2 separate regions of the Homo sapiens genome follow, and region 2 is linked to region 1. Evidence: chromatin contacts called from ENCODE Hi-C or POLR2A ChIA-PET data. All regions are on one chromosome and are shown on one strand. The core of a region is the stretch at or near the end of the contact, and the rest is flanking DNA. Distances in the headings are between cores, read along the strand shown. Region 1 holds the start of HLA-DRB1 (major histocompatibility complex, class II, DR beta 1). Region 2 has its middle 19 kb from the start of HLA-DQB1.

Region 1 (2,709 bases), core at 68-2,567:
TTGTTTGTTTTTGAAACTGAGTCTCACTCTGTCGACTAGACTGGAGTGCAGTGGTGTGCTCCTGACTCACTGCAACCTCCACCTCCCAGGTTCAAGCAATTCTCATGCCTCAGCCTCACGAGTAGCTGGGATTACAGGCATGCACCACCAAGCCCAGCTGATTTTTGTATTTTTTTAGTAGAGATGGGATTTCACCGTGTCGGCCAGGCTGGTCTGGTACTCCTGACCTCAAGTGATCCGCCCACCTTGGCCTCCTAAAGTGCTGAGATTACAGGCGGGAGCCACCGCGCCCGGCCAGCAAAGTCTTCTAATATCTTCCCTTACGATAAAACAAGAGAAGTGGAATACTAAAGGGCCATAGCCTTAAACAAAGGAGGAAATCATAATGGGAGCCAAGAATGAGGGATTGAACACTCGACATAAAATATTAATTATGGTAAAACAGAGTTGTTCTGTCAACAGCTGACTTTGAGTCCTTGATCGATCATCTCAGCCCCCTGCATACTTTGATTACACAGTTGACCTTAACACATTGATAGGGTAAGTGCTATACAAAAGCAACTTCGGACTCTCCATTGCACATAGGTGGCCCCTGCAAGCCCCTTGCCTGTGTGTGTTCTGGAGATGACACTAAACTTGGGGGCAGCATCAGGAGACACACTTGAAAAAACTCTTTTTACTCAGATTAAATTATTAACTAACTTTCAATTTCCTTTAACTTATTACAGACATCTCTACCTGTAAATAGGTACAGATTAAGCTCTCCGGTCAACAGCTGTCATTCTGTCATATCATCAGATACCCGGAGCTGCTGCTCCTTGAGGCATCCACAGAATCACATTTTCTAGTGTTGAAAGACCTGAAAGATCATGGTGCCTTCATTTCAACTGTGAGACATGACGTAATTTTCCCAAATCTACAACATTAAGATATGGTGCAATAAGGACCAGATTAAAGGTCTCCTGATTTGCGGCCATGTTCCCTCCATCTCCTTTACTCCTAAACACACTCACACTCACTCCTGCAAATAGTTGTCTTGTCAAGTGGGAAATGAATGCTCTTACAAGGCTCAAACTTGTGAACACATCACTGACCAGCACAGAGCTGGCTACAATAGCTCCCCAATTAAGGTGTTTTACATGCAACTGGTTCAAACCTTCCAAGTGCTAAATTAAAACAATCCTTTAAAGAAGGAAATTCTGTTTCAGAAGAGGACCTTCATACAGCATCTCTGACCAGCAACTGATGATGCTATTGAACTCAGATGCTGATTGGTTCTCCAACACGAGATTACCCAACCCAGGAGCAAGGAAATCAGTAACTTCCTCCCTATAACTTGGAATGTGGGTGGAGGGGTTCATAGTTCTCCCTGAGTGAGACTTGCCTGCTTCTCTGGCCCCTGGTCCTGTCCTGTTCTCCAGCATGGTGTGTCTGAAGCTCCCTGGAGGCTCCTGCATGACAGCGCTGACAGTGACACTGATGGTGCTGAGCTCCCCACTGGCTTTGTCTGGGGACACCCGACGTAAGTGCACATTGCGGGTGCTGAGCTACTATGGGGTGGGGAAAATAGGGAGTTTTGTTAACATTGTGCCCAGGCCATGTCCCTTAAGAAATTGTGACGTTTTCTTCAGAGATTGCCCATCTTTATCATTGGATCCCAAATTATTTCCTCCATAAAAGGAGCTTGGGTACTTGCCCTCTTCATGAGACTTGTGTAAGGGGCCTTTGCACAAATCATTTCTTTTCAAATCTCCACCAATAAAACCTTTGCATCACATGTCCTCAGGGTCTTTAGAGGATTTAGAAATAAGGATTCTAAAATAAATTCCCCATACAGCACTTCCCTTTATTATGTTGACTTATGTCAGACAAAAGGAGGTTCTTACTGAAAATTTTGTGGGAGTCAAGGGAATTCAAAGGGTCTCTCCTAGACGATCCAGTGTTAGGTTCCCCACAGGACCTTTGGTGTTGGCCATAGTCCTCATATGTGAGGATGGACCCAGTGGCCTCCCCATTATCTCCTTTCTTTTCTTGCTGAACTCCAATGTTTATAAGGCCTGTATCCCTGTAGTGTATGTAGGTTCTCTGACAGAAGTTATACTTAGTGCTCTTCCTTTCTTGTGGGGAAAAGTCCCTGGAACTGAAGCTGAGATTGTTAATACTTGGAGTCACCTTACAGATACAGAGCATTTATGAGGTATTCTTTGGTGCCTAAAGAACTTAAGGCATCCTCTGAAAAACTAGCCCAGGTTCGTGTTCATTATGAATCTTTTTTAACCTTTCTGTACTTGTTTCTCTTGCATCTCCTATGTGCTCTAACTAGACATGACAGAAGAGATTTAACTAATGTATAAATTATATGAAATTCTATTTTTTAAGTCAAAAATAATCAACTATCAGAAATTTAATAATGTTCAAACTATATACTCTGTGTGGGGTTACCGAGATGATGTGAACATTGTTCACGTCTCATAGGGCTGAAAGTCAATGGGCAAGTCTTGGGAACTCATTGTCTTACTGGGGTCTTGTCCTAAATTTCCTAGGTTCACCCATCATGCCCTCAGCTTTCCTTAACTAGCCATGTCTGCTTACCTCTTCCTCCAGTTTCTATTTTTCCCCAGCTATGTTGTCATCATTTCCAGAAATCTCTAAAGCTTGCACAGAACCTTAGCACTATGAGATTCATTGAAAGAGACTTTTTTTCTCTTT
Region 2 (2,700 bases), core at 201-2,700, 96 kb before region 1:
TCCCAGTGCACCATTTAAAACACTCCAAACCATTATTGCAATCTCTTGAAAAACATTGAATTAGAATTGTGTTTCTAATACCAAGGAAAATGATTTAAAATTCTCTTAAAATAACTTTTTCTTCTAAAAATTTCACCTGAGAATGTCTTCACCCACCAGAATTTCCTCACCACTACGCTGCTTTCTCTTCCATTCCACATAGGTGCCATGTTGTTCAAGTATATTGCAAAAACTTGCCTCCTAACCCCTTATATCTCACGGACTTCCAATCCTCATCAGCTACAGTCCTTTACCCCACAAACCTGGATTGACTCCAAAAGAGTGAAATGGGTTCTTCTGTGCCTCAAAGAAATGAAGAATATAAACTATAACACTGGAAGCTTCTTCGAAATATGTTTATGTCCCATCCCAAAATTTTCTCAAAAGTTTAGTAACTTCTAGAAATAAAATACGGTAGCCCCACCTTATCCATGGTTTCACTTTCCATAGTTTCAGTTATCTGTGGTTAATCACAGTTTGAAAATAGGGGTGTATAGTACAGTAAGACATTTTGAGAAAGAGAGGGGACCCCATTTACTTAAGTTTTATTACCGTATATTGTTAAAATTGTTCTATTTTATTATTAGTTTTTGTTTATCTATGACTGTGAATAATTTATAAATTACACTTTATCATAGGTTTGTATGTGTATGAAAACATAGTACGTATAGGGTTTGGTACAATCCGTGGCTTCAGGCATCTACTGTGGGATCTTGCAGTGTATCCCCCATGAATAAGGGGAGACTACTATAAATACAATTTCGATCTCGTTAATCATAACATAAATTTGGATCTGCTTCTGTGCAGTCAATGTTGTTCCACAGTTGACTTTTTTTTTTAGTGGCAGTAGAAACATGTTTTAATTGTTTAGCTTTATAATTATTTGTAAGCATCTACTAGAGCAACACCCCCTCATTTTTATCAATAGCTATTTTTATATTTATTATTCTTGAAAAAAATTAGAAACATTTTGTTAACAAAACTATCTTATTGATATTTAGATTAAAGCATCACAAAGTCTATGTATTTTGTTTGGAAAATTGACACAAATTGTCTTGTTCAAGAATGTGGTACTTTTATTTATCAAACTTTTCTTCAGTAAACTTCTTCTATTCTTTTCTGTGGATTGCACACATGACTAGTAGACGCTTTGATATTTTCTATGTTTATTGCTCTTTTAAGTGATTTTTTTTTTTTCTGTAACAGACTTACTGGCTCAGTCAGCCAGAGACAAATGATGCTGCTTCACTTCTTCTCATTGGCTGGCAAGGAAAGTACTTAGTGGTTTAACTCAAGCACAACTTCTGTGAATCTTTTTTTTTTTTTTTTTTTTAAAGCAGCATCCCGTATTTGGTTACACTCTGGTCTAGTAACCACTTCCTTTGGGCAAGACAACCTTCTCCACCTGCAAGAGCCAGGCATGTGATTAAAAAAATTTCCTTTGTGGTCACTTAGTTATTATTCTTCTTGCTTTGAGTGTTTGGTTGCTAGTTTCATGTACACACTTTCCACTAAAGCTGTTCTTTACAACTTGTTATAGTAAGTTTTGATTCACAGAATATTTTAGGCTCATCTACAATATAATAATTTCCCACAAATGTAAAGAATATAAGTTTGTACAGTTCTAAATATCAGTAAAACAGCATGGAGCAGAGTGCTCGTATTTAACTTCAAAAAAGGTAGTATTTCCATAGGTGCTTTCAGGATAATAAAAATTGATTTGATTGATATAGACTTATGGGACAATATGTGAGAATCAGGCTCTGCTCTAAAGGATAGGAGAAAGGCGGGCAGGGAGTACTTAATATGGTTTGAATTCCAGACACACAACCTAGTTGCCTAATTTGGCCTCATCCACCAGCTTGAATATTTTCGTGAGATTCTGTCTTACATCTCTGGTAATACTAAAACAAAAAATGAGGACCATTTCAAGTAAGTCTAGCTCAGGAGAAACCATTAAAATTGTTATATTCTCTGTTTAATTTTTTCTACAATTATTATTTCTTCTTTTTATATTAATTAGAATAGGCCAGACTGCTACAATAACTAGACTTGAAAGTGTATGAAGGCTGAAATACAGTAGAATTTTATAACTCACTAATGTAACAGTAGGAAGATACTGATGATTTGTGAGTAGCTCTTCTCAAGCTGGTGATTCAGGGATCCAAGCTGCCATACTCTAATATGGTGCCTCTCATTTTTTTTCCTGTGAAAATTAACATACTTTAATTTTTCTTCAAATAGGGAGGTCAGGAAAAGTGGCCAATTGTGATCTAGAAGATTAAGGCAAGACGGTTAGTGAAATTTACAACAGTGTCCACTACGTTGTCATTATGGCTGTAACTAATATTCATCTCCCTCCATCACAAGCCGCTCCTGATTCCCCTCATCCTCTGAATTTAGTATAGTTTGTTTTTCTGTTTGAGTGACAGAGACAACTATTCCAGAAAGGTCTATACAGTTATTTACCCTGTCCTTGCTGGATTGATTGTTTTAGTGTCTACTGATGGTCATTACCATGCATAAAAGTACTAAAAGATATCGTTGTATTTCCTCTAATTTGTTCCTGAGGCATCTCTCGTAATAATGGCTATCAACTGTAGTCCTCCTCTAATGAAGGGAAAAGTAATATGCATGGTCTCAACAACCAGGACTACAGTC

What was found. A loop is a pair of places that touch in the nucleus more often than their neighbours do. ChIA-PET counts read pairs that join two places held with the same protein, here RNA polymerase II (POLR2A). Pooled maps may share reads with other maps.
Region 2: a loop to region 1 is called in a map of CD8-positive, alpha-beta T cell, with 2.9 times the contacts of the local background. The contact joins the enhancer-like site here to the promoter of HLA-DRB1 in region 1. A Hi-C loop is called at or near these places in 3 of 168 maps with a recorded cell type or tissue (CD8-positive, alpha-beta T cell, GM11168 and GM12878), 11 of 37 single-sample maps with no recorded cell type and 11 of 50 pooled maps. POLR2A ChIA-PET finds 5 or more read pairs at or near these places in 4 of 52 experiments (B cell, GM12878, activated B cell and 1 more).

What each region holds. Positions count from the first base shown.
Region 1 is chr6:32,588,456-32,591,164 of GRCh38, reverse strand. HLA-DRB1 (major histocompatibility complex, class II, DR beta 1) reads left to right here and starts at 1,317. Exons shown (of 6, transcript NM_002124.4): 1 at 1,317-1,522. The coding sequence starts at 1,423.
Region 2 is chr6:32,684,506-32,687,205 of GRCh38, reverse strand. No RefSeq gene overlaps it. Among named protein-coding and RNA genes, the nearest start is that of HLA-DQB1, 19 kb to the right of the region's middle. Within about 2 kb of position 1,450, at least 3 of the 41 ENCODE cell types and tissues checked have a DNase peak (open chromatin) inside an H3K27ac peak, as active enhancers do; they include B cell, where a contact is called at or near this core.